Regions from separate parts of the Homo sapiens genome. Here region 1 is linked to region 2. The links are chromatin loops, found by intact Hi-C in ENCODE. Cell type or tissue: GM12878. All regions are shown on one strand.

Region 1 (8,000 bases), 440 kb before region 2:
TCAATTTTAAAAAGAGAATGTTAAGATGAAAATGGAAGACACTTTCTTTAAAGTAAAACATACATTAATAGATAATATAGTTTTACATGACTGTGTTAGGCTAGATTTAACACAACTTTGTATGCCATGGTTTTTCTTTGTATCTTAAACACAAAACAATTTAAACAGGCTTAAAAAGTGAACACTGGCTATAGGCTAGTAGGAGGCAGGAATTGGGGAGAAGCGAAGGGGCAGATATGTCGCTTTCTACCAAACATCTCATAACCTGCAAGGGTGGCTAAGGCCGTGAAGGAGGGGACACAGTGTGACCACGGGGCCTGGCCAGGGAGCCCAGGAAGGGCCTTCCTGCAAAAGCCACCATGGGCGGGATGGACAGTAGGGTCATTAGGGTTTCAAGGAGCTGGGGAAGGCGGCCCCAGCACTGTGAGAAAGCCTGCAGAGCTGGAGGAAGGCCCATGGTAGAGGCAAATGAGTCTGGACCCTGTGTGCAGTGATCATGGCTTTGTCCCAACAGTAGTGAGGGCACTGCAGTGTCTTAAGTAAGGGGGTCAGGGAACTGGACTTCAGTTTCAGAAAGCTCCATGTGGCTGCAGCAGGCAGTGCGGCCTGGGGGACTTGCAGAAGACAAGGCGTGTGGCCAGTGCAGCAGTCCAGATGGGACGTGGTGATGCTGGTGGCCAATGTCGCCAGCCAGCAGCGACACTTGCAGGTCGAAGAAGAGTTTAAAGGAGAGGGCTGGTCAACACCACAGGTACATTTGAGAATAACCTTCACCTAGCTTTCTAGGTGAAGCGAGCAGAGGCTGCTGTGCTATGTGCTGGAAGTAGTCTTCTGGGTCTTGCTAAGTAGTGGCAATGGGCTAGCACTGCGTCTTCACATGCTGTCTTCAAAAGTGTGGATTCCTGCTGATGTGAGGAGTGGAGCCCTATTATCACTGAGCTGCTCAGAAGAAATTGAATTGAAAGGGAGACAATCACCGAGGGAAACAACATTCAAAATAATTTTCTACCCTGGATGCCAGCTTTATCCTGCATAGAAAAGAAAAGATTTCTTCTGAGGGAGCAGAGAATTAGAAGGGAGTCCTGCTGGATACTAAAAATGCACAAAAGGGCTGCCAATGTTTCTATCGGGCAAAGAATCAATGGAGAAACTTTCAGAAGGCAAGGCAGCTTAAGGCTGGTGTAAGTCTTAGCTACAGAGAGAAGATATTAGGTTAACAGGGAATCGGTCTCAGACCAAACACACAGCTGCCATGCTCTGCATTCGGATCCGTTCATGCCAGGAGATAGCAAGTGTGCTAGTTTTGCAGAGAGTTTGGAATCAGAAAAATTGGAGTCTGAATTTCATATTGGTTACTTCATAGTTAAGGGACCTTTGGACAATCAATAACCCCTCTAGCCTCAGTTTCGTCACTGAAAAAGAGGTTTAACAACGCCATCTTTTAGAGGGGTGCTGTAAGGGTTCAAATGAGATGTTTCATGTTAAAGTTCTCAGTACATAGTACATGCTCAATAAAAAACAGCAACAAACGCTAAGTATCTGGCACTGATTTAAGGTGCTTTGTGTGTATTAACTTCACTTGGTCCTCATAAGAACCCTATGAGAGTAGCCACCATTATTATAGTAGTCCCCCCTTACCCATGGTTTGGCTTTCTGTGATTTCAGTTATCCACAGTACAGTACAATAAGATATTTTGAGAGCGAGACCACATTCACATAACTCTTAATCCAGAATAAGAATAATGTTACACAGAATATTGTTATAATTGTCCTATTTTATTATTAGTTATTGTTGTTAATCTCTTACTATGCCTAATTTATAAATTAAACTTTACCATATGTATGCATAGGAAAAAGCATTGTGTATATAGGGTTCAGTACTATCTGAGGTTTCCGGCAACCACTGTGGGTCTTTTTTTCTTTTTTGAGACAGAGTTTTGCTCTTGTTGCCCAGGCTGGAGTGCAATGGCGCAATCTTGGCTCACTGCAACCTCCGCCTCCTGGGTTCAAGCAATTCTCCAGCCTCAGCCTCCCAAGTAGCTGGGATTACAGGCGTGTGCCACCACGCCCGACTAATTTTTGTATTCTTAGTAGAGATGGGATTTTGCCTTGTTGGCCAGGCTGGTCTCGATTTTCTGACCTCATGTGACCCACCTGCCTCGGCCTCCCAAAGTGCTGGGATTACAGGCATGAGCCACCACGCCCTGCCAACCACTGTGGGTCTTGAAACATATTCCCTGTGTGGATAAGGAGGGACTACTGCATTATCCCTATTTTACAGATGTGGAGACTTAGGCACAAAGAAGTTAGGTAGTTGCCCATGCCCATGAGTTGAGCATGATGGCTTCCCCATCTGCACTCTTTCCCGCTCAGCTACACTGCCTTTCGTTGGTCCGTTAACACCTAAGGAATTTATGGACAATAGAGACCCATGAATCCTTGCAACAAATGGAGAAAAGGAAGAGATAGAGAAGGGGGTGATGGAGGGGAGTAGGGACCAGTCGTTTCAGTATAAAGGTACTGAAGGAAGCTGAAAGACTTTTCTATTGAGAAATAGAGCAAGTAAAAATAATTTTTGTCTTTATTTCCCTATAGAAGTTAAGATATGCCCCAATTTCCTAAAACTTGTACCACTCATGGGCCTGGTCAATTTGCAACTCTAAACATTCGCCACTGCTGTACCTACAGCTTCCTAGAGCAAGCCTGTCTCTGCTATTAACTGTAAATGAAGAAGGAAGGGTAAAGAGGTCGTTAGCTGTTTGTAAGCTTCTATTTCGCCAAAGCTGTAAAGCACATGGTGGCACTATGGCTACATACACAACTGTGTATTAATCCTTCTGGTACCCAGATTAGCTTCATGCTTCAGGAAGGAGAAAAAACTAAACTTGCAGCATGCCCTATAGAGCAGAGCTTGCTTCATGGGATTAGATCTCCAATAACACTGGTTATCCTTAACTCTCTGCACAAGGAACTAAGAAAACAGAAGACACTCCATGTGTAACTTTGTCCCATGAAAGTTCATTTTCAGAATGCTGAAATCATATTCCGTAAGTTCTTTTTCTTCTCCTGTGCCAGTGACCGTAAAGTACAGAAGCACATCCGTTCTCAGGTGACACCCAGCTTTGCGGTGGAAAAAGCACTTCAGTAAGGGGTGGTGAGGCTGACACCTCGTTCATGCTGCTCAGTGACTGTCACTGTTGGCAGCGGGCAGCGGAGAGGCAAGTTCCAGGAGGTACCGGACACAGGATGAAGCGGGCTGCATCTTCCCAGGGAGTAAAACAATCCATGAAATGCACTGGACTTTACGACGTGCCCCGAAGCATGTTTGTACTGTCCTCCAACTGGTTACTTCAGCCAGTTACCAACTGTTCCAGAAAAGGAGCCAGTTTGTGAACACCATATAGCCCTTGCTTCTGAATCCTCAGCTGCCTAGACTTCAGTCATTTTATTATGAAAAAGCCCCTCCATCCAGAAAGTAAGCCAAGGAAGTGGAAAAAAGCAAGAAAAGAGGTTTATTTCTGGTTAATATTTTTGGTAAAAAGTTGATAGAGGAGGAGGTGGAAATTAACAGCTAATGGGGAGGGAATCATCACTTATTTTCACTCAACAAAATCATCATCTATCACAACATATTCCCTTTGGCCCGGGTCAAAGACAGGCTAGCTGGAAGACTTACATAATTCATAAATATTCAGTAACTCTTCAGTAGCAGCATCTGGAAGTTGATGGTATGGACATCAAAGAGCCCAAGCCCCCTGTTAATTTCCCTGGGTTTTGAAAATACAATCTTATAAAACTTTTATCTCCTTGAGTTTCTTTTCTGGATACAAGTGAAATGGCTGTGGAAAGTATATTTTGATTTTTCTCCTGTAGAAAATCTAAGGGCTAAGATATGAAGGGGCAGGGGTGTCATAGTGAGTGGACAATTCCAGGCCAGGCATGGGATGTGGGGTCAGCAGCACAGGGCTGAGAAAGGAAAAGACTTACAATAAATAATAAAAGTCCATAAAGGATTATGGCTCTAAATAGTGATACATTTTGCTAAGTGCCTATTGTGACACCAGTATTTCCACCTTTAACACCTGAGGGCCAACAGAGAGTTTTGTCTCATGCAGAAGAGAAGGCTCATCTACTTAAAATCAACCCTCCCCAAGTGCCACCACTGAAACCAAACGTTACAGGGATTCTCATTTTGACAGCAATAACAAAACCAAAAGAAAACAGAAAAGAAGGTGAGTACAGACTGTGAGAGAAAGTTTGGAAAAGACCTTCTTTGGTAATGACACAACAGTTTTAAAGGAGCAATAGAGAAGAAACAGATTTTTTTTCTAAGAGACAGTAACTTTCAAGACTAAACTTGGGAATGACAAATAGAAAAGAAAAAGATTAAATAAAGAAAGACTGCACTGTAATGAGTTTTTACTTGGAACTCAGAAGGGACTAGATAGATCAGGGTGGCATGAAATTCTATTAAATGTAAGAGTTTCTGGCAAATCATCCTAAAGTGACAGTCTGACTTCTATCTGCACAGAGACAAATTACCTTAGTAGATTTTTTTAAAATAGTGAATCTTAAAAAAAAAATTCTTCGGTGAATTAATCAAGTAAAAGTACTCGATTATCATATATTCAGCCATATATTATGTGACCTAACAGGGTTTACAGATTTCGAGAGCTGGATAAAACATGTCTGAAAGAATCTGGGGTAATTTTTAATTTTCTTTTGTGTTACTTTAAGGAAATTTTAAAAACAAGCTATCTGACTTAGATATATGTCTGAGAAACTATATGTTGCAAAAAGAGAGCTGGAAGTCCCAGCGTGGGGTACAACAGTTCTGTGGGAGCCAACGTGTTCTTTCTCTAACCACTACCTGCTCCCCAGCAGACCTCAGCCCCTGGGCCCCTCACCAGGTGGTTTTCTATCCCTCCTGGTAACAGTGTCTTCCTCTTCTCTACTCAGACCCAGTTGTTAAGCCACTGCAATACTGGTTTTCCATGTTGATACATCATGTTATTTTTTAAGAACTGAAATGCCACAGATGTGTCAGTATTTTAAAAACTCTGACCTTTGAATCACTTAGACCTTGAGAAACCCTCCAGGAGTTACACACGGCATTAACATTTTGAAGTGTACAGGAAGCAGTTAGTTGAGAAAATAGTTTTCCATGTTTCCAAAAGCCACGAGAAAAGGCAGGCAACAGATGAAAGTTATCTCAATAATTAATCTGACTTTAGTTCAAACATCTTTTGAATATGTGGAATATGCATGTTAGAGAATTAAAATGAATACAGGTAACTTGCATATGGGATCTCCATGTCTGTGTTTCATATAATGAAACTAAAGGAAATGAGAACAAACCGGAAATGTTTTCTTTGAACAAAAACTAGAGCTTGCTAATAATAACAGATTACAGGCCTTGCCAAAAGACAAAAAAAGTGTTTTTTTTTTAATGCTTCTTAAACATATCAAATAAGAAAGGTGGGTTTATTCAAAGATAAGGAATAAAGGAAATCTTTGTATTAGTTATAACTACCTCCTCAACATTTCCTCAAGTACTTTAAGGTGAGAAGACATTCTTCGAGAAGCTGGAATAGCTTACATGAAAATAAGGTCACAACTGAAAAACAAAAACACTTTATTTTTACATATTTCACTTTTTGAAAAGATCAAATAAGAATATTTCATTTTCAACTTAATTTTCATGATTAATGCCGTTTTCTTCACTTTTAGTGATTTTCTTTTTCTCAACTATTACTTCCTTTTATTAATTTATTTGCTAATAACTTAATAGACGCTTATATTTCTTTTCATATATTTATATATGTACATGTTGTATAACATATTTATAAGTAATTGTATTTGAAATATATTAAGTGCTTAGTTCTACATATTTTTGTAAAAAAATTTCGAACACTTTAAAAAATAAAATGCAAACACTCTATACAGTTGCATCAGTATCATGTGAAATATAGAAGAAAACCCTGACACAGTCCTTTTGTTCTGCAGTAGCAATCACTCTATGTGGCCTAGGACCATGTGTGGTCTTCCTAACTTCCTCATTTTCATTTTGAATGAGCAGTTGTAGAGCTGTTGCTTCTGAAATGTGCCCAGATATTAACATGTTACGTATAACAATCAGGGCCAGTTGTCTTACTAACATCCTTGCAGTCAATTGAAAAGGTAATCTATAATGAAAGAAAACACTTTTAATGGTACGCATGAACATTGCCCTTCCCTTTTCAATACCACAGAAATGAGGAACCCTGTTCCTAAAGATTTTATTTATTGTGACGAAAAGGACCCCGGATGGCAGGTTAGGGAATGTGGGGGTGGACAAGAGTGCCCAAGATTAAAAATGACTGTGAGTCTCAGCCCTGAAGGCAACCCTGACCATCTGAAAGAGAAAATTCTGTATTTGACCATACAAGGGACATAACAGGGACCTCCTGTGACCCCAGTGGGTTAGGCCTGAAAACTCGGTCATTGATCATGTTGGGCTCACACATTTTCAAAGAAAGAGGGGCAGTTGTGAATAAAACTTGGATTATTCCTATACATTGGCAAGCTTCAGCTGGGGCATTTATCTAAAAATCGAGGCTGGCATTGCAGATTCAGTGTGTTTCTAAATGGGCCTGTGGGCAGAGGGGACTCAAGGGTTCTCAATCACTCTACTAGCATATAGGCAGCAGATTTTCTTCTTTAATTTTTGGAGGTGACAAGGAAGCTAAGATGGGTTTCCTCTCCTCCAATTCCGTTGATGCGGCTGCATAACTTGGCTGTGGCCAATGAAACAGAAACTGTAGCAATTAAAAACTAAAGGTGTTGTTAATTTTGTAAGATGTGAACTAGCATCATGGAAAATCTCCTTACTTTTTAGAGATATATACCAAAGAATCTGGGAATGAATGTTTGATATCTGGGATGTGACTTAAAATGCAGGAGGAAAAAGGACGGGTAAACCAAGTGTGGCAAAATGTTGATACTTGTTCAATATGGGTGATGGGAATATAGTGATTCATTATTTTTTCTATTTTGGTTAAAAAATTTCATAATAATAAAAAATCAATAGCAACGACCAAACAAAAAATCCAACCCAGACAAGCCACCAAACAGAATAAGAAATGGCAGTAAAAGAAAATACAAGACTGTGCATGATGGCTCACTCCTGTAATCCCAGCACTTTGGGAGACCAAGGCAGGAGGATCACTTGAGCCCAGGAATTCAAGAACAGCTTGGGCAACATGGCAGAAACCCTGTCTCTACAAAAAAATACAAAAATTAGCCAAGTGTGGTGGTGCATGCCTGTAGTCCCAGCTACATGAGAGGCTGAGGTGGGAGGATCACTTGAGCCCAGGAGGTAGAGGCTGCAGTGAGTGGAGATTGTGCCACTGCACTCCAGCCTGGGCGACAGGGCAAGACCTCGTCTCAAAAAAACAAACAAACAAACAAAAAACAAAACAAAACCACACACACACACACACACACACACACACACACAGAGCAAATACAAATGTCTCCCCATGAACAAAATGCTTAAGAGCACTAGGAATCAATAAATCAAAGACTTTAAATGGAAGATATAATTTTTCACCCTCCAATCATTAAAAAAATTTTAATGATAAGCACAGAGTTGATCGGGCCTTTGAAATATTCTCTGTCTCCCTCTGTCTCTGTCTCTCATGAAAACTGTTAGAACTGCAGATTCAATCTTCTTAAAAGTCATTTTGACAATTGGTACCAATAGCCTGAAAAATGTGAATACTGTTTTGAGTCATGTCAGGCCTCTGAGCCCAAGCCAAGCCATCGCATCCCCTGTGACTTGCACGTATATGCCTAGATGGCCTGAAGTAACTGAAGAATCACAAAAGAAGTGAATATGCCCTGCCCCACCTTAACTGATGACATTCCACCACAAAAGAAGTGTAAATGGCCGGTCCTTGCCTTAACTGATGACATTACCTTGTGTGCGACCCCCACTCCTGCCTGCCAGAGAACAAACC
Region 2 (8,000 bases):
CAATTGAAGGTTTCTGCCTCAGAAGATCAGGTACACCCTCACCTGTCTGACAGCATTGTAGGAGTAACTAGCAAACAGGGAATTCAAGAATGAATTAAAGAACTGAGCCATGAAGTCTTCGTTCCAATACTAGCTGGGTCTTCCAGGAGGGGTCACCACGTTTATGGAGACAAGCTTAGCAGGAAGTAGTGAGATTACTTTTTCCTTTTCTAGGCTGTGAATGAAGAGTTGTTTAGTCTTCTAAAGAGACAATCTGGCTAATGTTCACACTCACAGGATGTGAAAACATCAAAAATAGAATGAGAATTTCATATGACAAAAATAACACAAGGTCAAAAGAATATATTTAACATAGTCACCAACACAGAACTGGCCTCTTCTGACTGGCTCTGGAACTGTTGTCCAATTTTACAGAGTTTTTTAGATGTATTTTTATATAAATGAAGAAAAACACTTGAACCTATTGAGTCTGATGCAAAGCAAAGCTGGATGGTATGACATGAGCTTTCGTTGACTCTGCCACTGCCCCACAACCTAGATGTAGTTTTCCCTAAAAGGCTGCATTGATAATTTCATCTTTAGACACTGGAACTTTCAGAAGGCTTCCAAATGTTAGTTAAAAAGTAAATGTGAGTAGGCTGTGACCCAAATGCACATTAACGATTTTTAATATACATTTTGTTTTGTTTTGTCAACATGACCTTTAATTACCTTCCAGTGGTAATTTTCCTTTTCATGGTACTGTGTTTATGTTGAACAAAAGCCTCAGAAGAGATTTCTTCTACATAAAAGAATGAGGCAGTTTTGATTTGGGGATTAAAAACCAGACTTATTTGTTCTTAGATCCATGTCTCTTAAAAAGGTTGACTCAGGTTTCTGTGATTTATCTAACCTAGATGATGTCCTGATAATCTACTCTTGGCCTTTATTTATTCTCAACAATTATAAACATTTGGCAGTTAGGACCTCATTTAGAAGACTTCTAGGCAGAAGAAATTTAAAAAACCCTGGAAGTCACTTCTGAAAATAATTATGTTTTTCTATTCTCCTCTGTTTTCTCTTCTGAATATTTAACATACCTAATTATGACACAACTAATTCTGGTGTTCAGAATTAGTACACAAATGGTCAGTTTTGGTAACCAATGGGTAGGTACAACCCATCTCGCATTCTTTTTGGAACCTAGTAGAACATAAATGCATACAGAGTAAACGAGTCTAAATGCAGTGGTTCTCAGCTTCCGCCACACATTGGAATCACCTGGGTGGCTTCTAAAAACTATGCTGCCTGGGCCTATCCTGACAGATTGAGTTAACAGGTGTTGGGCAGGGTCCTGACATCACTAGTACGGCACAGCTCCCAGGTGATTCTAATGTGGGCCAGGTTAAAGAGCCAGGTCTGGTATTGCGGTGGAGTCAGAGGACTCTGGAGGTAGACAATTCAGCCATGGTGCACCAGCTCTGCTATCTATGTGAACTGGGGTGAGTTATTTGACCTCTCTGAGGCTTGGTTTTCTAGTTTGGACAATGAGAGCAAGCATAGCTATTGTGCAGGGCTATTGTAAAGATTACATGCATTAATAAGGCAAATTAAGTGCCTAATGCAGTGCCTAGCACATGGGCGGTACCAAATAACTGCCAGACTCTTCTTCTAATACTTCAAAGTGTCTTCACATCTGCTTTGTGATTTAATGTTCACTTCAACCTTGTGGGATAGGAGAAGAATACGGGCTTGCAAGTTTGGGTGTCTATAGGTCTGGCTGATTTAGACTTTCATATCATTTCATTATTAAAATAATTCCATATCCTCTCTGTCCTCTGGAGAATCTCAGGTTCTCAGTCCGTGGAGCTCTTTTCTCTACACATTCCCTTAGTGATCTCATCCAATCTGATAGTCTAAAATAACATCCATAGCCTGCAAACTTCAGCCTGGATCAGGATTCCAGACTCCACTGGATGTCAAAAAGACATATCAAACTTCACATGTGCAAATCCAAACTCTTGATCTGTTCCCACATGACTTTCAACCACTAACATCTGCTCCTCTGCAGTCTTCCCTAAGCCAGTAAATGGATCCTTACACCCCTCAGGCCAAACATCTTGAATTCCTTTCTTTTACCTACATATCCAATTCACCAGCAATTCCTATTAGTTCTGTGTTCAAAATGGATCTCAAATCCAAAGCTTCTCAACTCTTCCACCCCTATTACCTTTGACCAAACCACCCTAAACTCTTGTCTGGATAAAAGCCTCTCTCTTGAGTCTTCCTTTCTCACTGCCACACCTTCCCACAAAACCCCAGTCTACTTTTAACAGAACAACCATAGGGATCCTTTCAAAGTAGAAGTGAGATCTTGTCCCTCATCAATTCAAAACCCCCAATGGCTTCCCCTCTCATTCTGAGTAAGAGGCAAGTCCCTACAATGGCCAATAAGGCCTAACACAATATTATTGGCCCCTCTCCCATTACCATTCCCCGGTCTCCTATCTCTCACTCATTCTGCTCCCAAGGTGAGCTTCCTCCTCCTTCCTCCAACATGCCAAGCGCACTGCTGCCTCAGGTCTTTGCCTTCACTGTTCCTTCTCCTTGGAATCTCCTTCCCCGAAATATCCACAGGCTTGCTCCCTATTTCCTTCAGGTATTTTGACCCAATGTGCCCTTTAAGGCTGAAACCTTCTCATCTCCACCCTGGCATTCCTGATTCTCCTTTCTGGTTTTCTTTTTCTCCATTGCTTACCACCATCTGATGTCCTGTATATTCAAGTGTCTGCTTATTCCCACTAGAAATTTTGGAAGCTAGATGAGGGCAAGAACTTTTTTGGTGTTTTGTTCACTGCTGTCCCCCTACAGCCTAGAGCAGGGCACATAGTAAGTACCAAATAAACACTTGCTGAATGAATGAATGGATGATGTAGATTATGTTTTAAAAGCATCTTTTCATTGGCACTGTATAGAGCAAACTTGTAGCAAAGGCAGCCCTGGGAAGTGTCACAGCTACAATTTCATTAACATGCTCAGCTTCGGTACAGATGACATTCCAAATCAGCTGGCTTCCTGGGGCCCAGGAATCTTTTGAGTTGTGTCCAATTTTATATCTCCTCCTGCCCCTAGGGTAACTTGTCAAAAACCTACTGGGTACCCCATAGCTTGAAAAAGTGGGTAGCTAACTTTAATTTCTGGCTGGAGTTGTTTGGATGGGGCTGTAAATGGGGACATACAAGGGGAAACTGTTACCCTTGCTTTGCAGCTGTAGGCTCATGTATTCTTTACTGCAAAGAAGCATGGAGCGGGCTGTCATTAAAGACACTCAACCTGGTTTCTAGTGTCTGGTTCAATTAAGAGAACTTCTAGGAAGAGACATGACCAAATAAATAATTGGAGAGATGCAACTCTGAAAGGACAATTGTTTTTTATCGATCTCTGTTTGCAAGTTGAAATTGAGAGATACAAACTTTAAGTGGATGGGCTCTCCTGGGTGAGAGTCTTCACTTCAAACGCAGTAAATGAGTGTTGTTTTGTGATGCACATTTTAGTACTGCTAGAGGTAAACTTTCTAAATATTAATAATAATAATAAACAAATCCCTCTGCAACTGACAGCGAGTGCACAGATGAACAGGGATTTCCAGGAAACAGGCTGTTCTGGTCTTCTGGATGTGGCAAAGTCTTCATCAGAAGGGACAAGCTCCAGAACAACAGAAAGTGTGCCCCTCATTACTTTGGAATTCCCCTTTCAGGAGCACTGAGGGCATGTGAGTTGATTTTTAATGGGTAAAATTAATCTCTTTAGAGCCATCTCTATTATAAGGTATTTTTTAGTTTGAAATTAATAGGAAACTATGGAATTAAAAGCTTCTAATGCTAAGAGCTGTCATTAGGAAGCGCAGTGACAAGGATTCAATATACTGTGAGGTGCCACTGTACAATATGTGGGATTTTTCATGTCTCCTTGCCATTGAGCTGTAGGTGACAACTGCAGGTAGAGCTTAGCTAGAATGAAGCTGACACATGCAAGCACTTGGCCCCTCTTGTTCCTGCTCCATCACTCAGGCTGAGCAAGCATCAGATAGCTAACACGCCACTCATAGGTACATCTAGAGGGCTGGGTGGTGTGATGGAAAGGACGTGGGCTTTGAAATTAGAGACCTGAGTTTAAATCCTCACTGTACCACCCACCAGCTATATAAGCAGATGATCTTACCCTAACCCCCCTCAGTTTCCACATCTGACTCAAATGAGGTTAAAATAACTATCTCGAAGGGTGGTTAGAGGTTTCAAGTGAGACAGTGTATGGGAAGTACCTAGTATAGTACCTGGCATAGAGTGAGCATCCCCAAAATGATAGCTATTAGGATTATTATTGTTGCTGTTGTTGTTATTATTATTATAAGAAGTAGCATTATGAAATAGTATTATGGGGCTCAAATTTAGCAGTCTACCAGGACTGGCCAGGGAGGGGCTTGTCACTGAGATCATTCAGGATGAGGTGTGCAGCACTTCTAAAACACTGCAGATGGTGATGCTGTGGACTGCCCTGGGAACTGAAACTCCCTCCCGCCGATGCTGCCCAAACTCCCACTGGCCTCATCTGTTTACAAGCCCTGTATTCTTGGTAAGTGCTCATGATCATATTTGGTCTACTGCCCCTTTCAGAACACTGACTTCTGGGAAGCAGTGATTCCATCTCCTGTTCTTTGTTTTAAAAAAATCTTTCTACAGTAATAATTGTGTTGTAAGAGTTTTAAAAAAATCACCTAGGTCCCCTTTCATAAAGGGATTTATATAAGGATAACTTTCAAATGGCATTCTGAATTTATTTTAAATATGCTTCAGTTTTGCCCTCAGCTTGCCAGGAAGACATGATCTTAAAGAAAGCAAGCTGCTTCTGGAGGGAGTGCTAGGTATTTTGGGCACTAAATGGGTGGTTCTCTTTTGTTCAGATTATACTTTTTTTTTTTTTTTTTTTTTGAGACGGAGTCTCACTCTGTCACCCAGGCTGGAGTGCAGTGCCATGATCTTGGATCACTGCAACCTCTGCCTCCCGGGTTCAAGTGATTCTCTTGCCTCAGCTTCCCAAGTAGCTGGGATTACAGGTGCCTGCCACCCCGCCTGGCTAGTTTTTGTATTTTTAGTAGAGACAGGGTTTCACCATGTTGGCCAGGATGGTCTCAATCTCTTCACCTCAGGTGATCCACCAGCCTCCGCCCCCCAAAGTTCTGGGATTACAGGCATGAGCCACCGTGCCTGGCCTAGATTATACCTTATATTAATAAAATACTGGCATACTTTTACATCCAAATACTGTTGTTTAACCAGATTAATACAAATGAAACTCAAAAGGACATTCGAAGTTAGGCAAAATGTGGTAACCACAGCTACAAATTAGAAAAACTGGAGCCAGGTTTTTATCCTTCCTAGACAGGACCACAATATCATATATTGAAACCATGGAATGAGGAAGAAGGTGATTCCTGGAAATTAGGGTCCGGGCCTACTGCATTTGTTTTAAATGATTGCTTATTATTATACAATACTTAGTAGTATGTCATAAGTAGTTATGTCATAAGGATATTCTTTTGGCTGATGATGGAATATAAAGTATTTCAAAGTGGGGTATATTGTGGCCAGTCTTAAGTAAGAAAAACAACAACCAACCACCCAGAGTTGACTGAAACTGGTTCCTACTGTCATCAAAATGCACCTACACAAAACCTGACTGAATATTCTGCTAGATCAAAGCTTCCTAAGAATCTGGGTACATGAGCTAGCACATCTGAAACCTGAGAGGTGACTCTAGATGGCAATAATGAGTGGCTTTCAAACTTTAATGTGCATGATACCCTCTTTTGAAATATGTTACATGTGTCGGACATCAGGGTTTTATCCTTAAAATTCAGAATCAGTAGGCTTGAGCAAATCTGTTTTGTTTTTAAATTTTTATTTCTTTTAAGAAACAATGTGCTATAATTTTGAGGATCACTCTTTGAGAAATGCTGGTCTATGGTGTCCATCCAAAGGGCTCAAGATTCTAAAGCTACATACTTAAGCCCTTCAAAATCAGAATTACTGAATAGTAGAGCTAGAAGAGCCCCAGAGATCATCTAGTCTGAACTTTTCATAGCCAGTGGACCACAGGGTTGAGATGTTTCACAGCACAGGGCTCTTTCTGCAGAACTCTCACTACAGCTTAGCATGGTGGCTAATAGCTAGGCCTGGGCTTGATTTCTGGCTCTGCCACTTGGCATCATGTGACTTGGGCAAGTCATGGATCACTTGGGAACTTCCCTTATCTAGTGTGATTGTGGAAGTCATGTGAGCTGGTGCCCACAAAGTATTTATGGGAAGTGACCTACACCAAGCTGGTCATGTATAAGTTCTGGATTCTTTCCAGCAGATAAGGTATAAGCAGGAGATAAGGTATTCCAGCAGACAAGGCCAAAGGAAGTTTAAGGTAGGTGAAGCTTAGCTGTACTACTATAATTTTGCCAGCAGGTTTTAATGAAAGTAAGTTGTTGCCCCCATAGAAGTTTTTTTTTTTTTTTAAACTCAACATACACTAGTAGTTCAACACAAAAATATTTTATGCAACCTACCCTATAAAATGGCAGTCTCAGCTTGGACCTTTTAGGTGCTCTCAGAGCACCTTGCATGAGAGGGTCCCTCAAAGCTACGTAATGACATTCCAGAGCAGAATTTGGTGATCTTCCAGTCAGATTCAGGAAACCACAGATCCTCCCAACAGTAGCTGGACACAAAATGAGGTAGGGATCACTCCCGCACATCCCTGATGGTTTCATATGTAGACTATGGGATTTGCCAGATTCTTATAGCAAGTGGGAAGTCTCTCTCAAACTTTTAGGCAGTCCAGATATCAATGAGAACCCATTTATTACATTTATCATGCAAAGTAACAAGTCAGTAATTTCACCAATCAAAATAATGAATTTCTGTATTCATTATGCTAATTAGTAAGGTCTCTGGTTGATAGAGATATAACAAAAGTATTTGTTGTAGCTGCCTCTGGAGTGAGTATTTCCCTTCTGATAAAGTTGTGGCTGAACACTACAGTGAAAATTTTCTGTTAGAGCAATTGGCTGTTCCTGGCACTGAAGTCTAAACTAACAAGTACATACATAATTACCACACTGTCCACAGAGAAGTATTTTAAAGTAAACTTTATGTAACTAGCACTTTGCACAATGTTTACCTATTAAATGCCCAATTAATGTTTGCTGCTATTATTACTATTGAAAATGTGTTGAGTAAATCAAAAAAGGTATAAAAACTGTTACATAAGCTGAATAAAATAATAATCTAAATAAAAGAAATCTTATGCAAATTAAGAATCACTTTAAGTCTTAATTTAGCTCTGCTTCCTACATGGTATCAGAAATTTGGGTTAAAGTTCAGTGAAGGCCTGGTGCAGTGGCTCATACTTGTAATCCCAGTGCTTTGAGAGGCTGAGGTGGGAGGATTGCTTGAGGCCAGGAGTTTAAGATCAGCCTGGGCAACATAACGAAGCCCCCGTCTCTACAAAAAAATTTTTAAAAATTAGCCAGGCATGGTGGCTCAGGCCTGTAGCCCCAGCTACTCAGGAGACTGAGGTAGGAGGATGGTTGGAGCCCAGGAGTTGGAGGCTGCAGTGAGCTATGATCATGCCACCGCACTCTAGCCTGAGTGAGAGTGAGACTCCATCTAAAAAAAAAAAATCCACTGAAAAAGGGACAGCAGAAGCCAAAGCCTACGTGGTGACTATTTGAGGAAGAAGGTAAAACCTTCTCGCTAAGCAAGCTATAAAGCAATCTTTTTTAGACCTTGGGTTGTGACCCATTAGTGAGCTACAAAATCAATTCTGGATCACATTGTAAAATATATTTCTAAATGTAGATTGTGGTTAAAAACATTTGACGTGGAGGAAGAAGAGGAGGAATAGAGCATGAGAGTATCAGGGTGAACATCTGGCATATCATTAAGATGAATGATACTTGAGGGTCAAGCTGG

What was found. Peaks named below come from ENCODE experiments on the same cell type or tissue, not always from the same donor. Only the 100,000 strongest peaks of a DNase experiment are listed, where the experiment ranks them.
Region 1: it touches region 2 in a loop (8-fold over the local background); 2 of 110 quality-filtered maps call a loop at or near these places.

Annotation. Positions count from the first base shown.
Region 1 is chr4:145,824,838-145,832,837 of GRCh38, forward strand. The region is part of intron 7 of ZNF827 (zinc finger protein 827); the gene reads right to left. Among named protein-coding and RNA genes, the nearest start is that of ZNF827, 110 kb to the right of the region's middle. RefSeq lists enhancers at 428-996, 7,544-8,000. In GM12878, no CTCF peak of the experiment used is centred here; DNase peaks (open chromatin) are centred at 4,162 and 5,032; H3K4me3 peaks cover 582 bases; H3K27ac peaks cover 4,610 bases.
Region 2 is chr4:146,269,255-146,277,254 of GRCh38, forward strand. The region is part of intron 10 of SLC10A7 (solute carrier family 10 member 7); the gene reads right to left. Among named protein-coding and RNA genes, the nearest start is that of REELD1, 59 kb to the left of the region's middle. RefSeq lists enhancers at 4-63, 4,287-4,496. In GM12878, no CTCF peak of the experiment used is centred here; DNase peaks (open chromatin) are centred at 227, 2,347, 4,187, 4,537 and 3 weaker places; H3K4me3 peaks cover 2,673 bases; H3K27ac peaks cover 6,938 bases.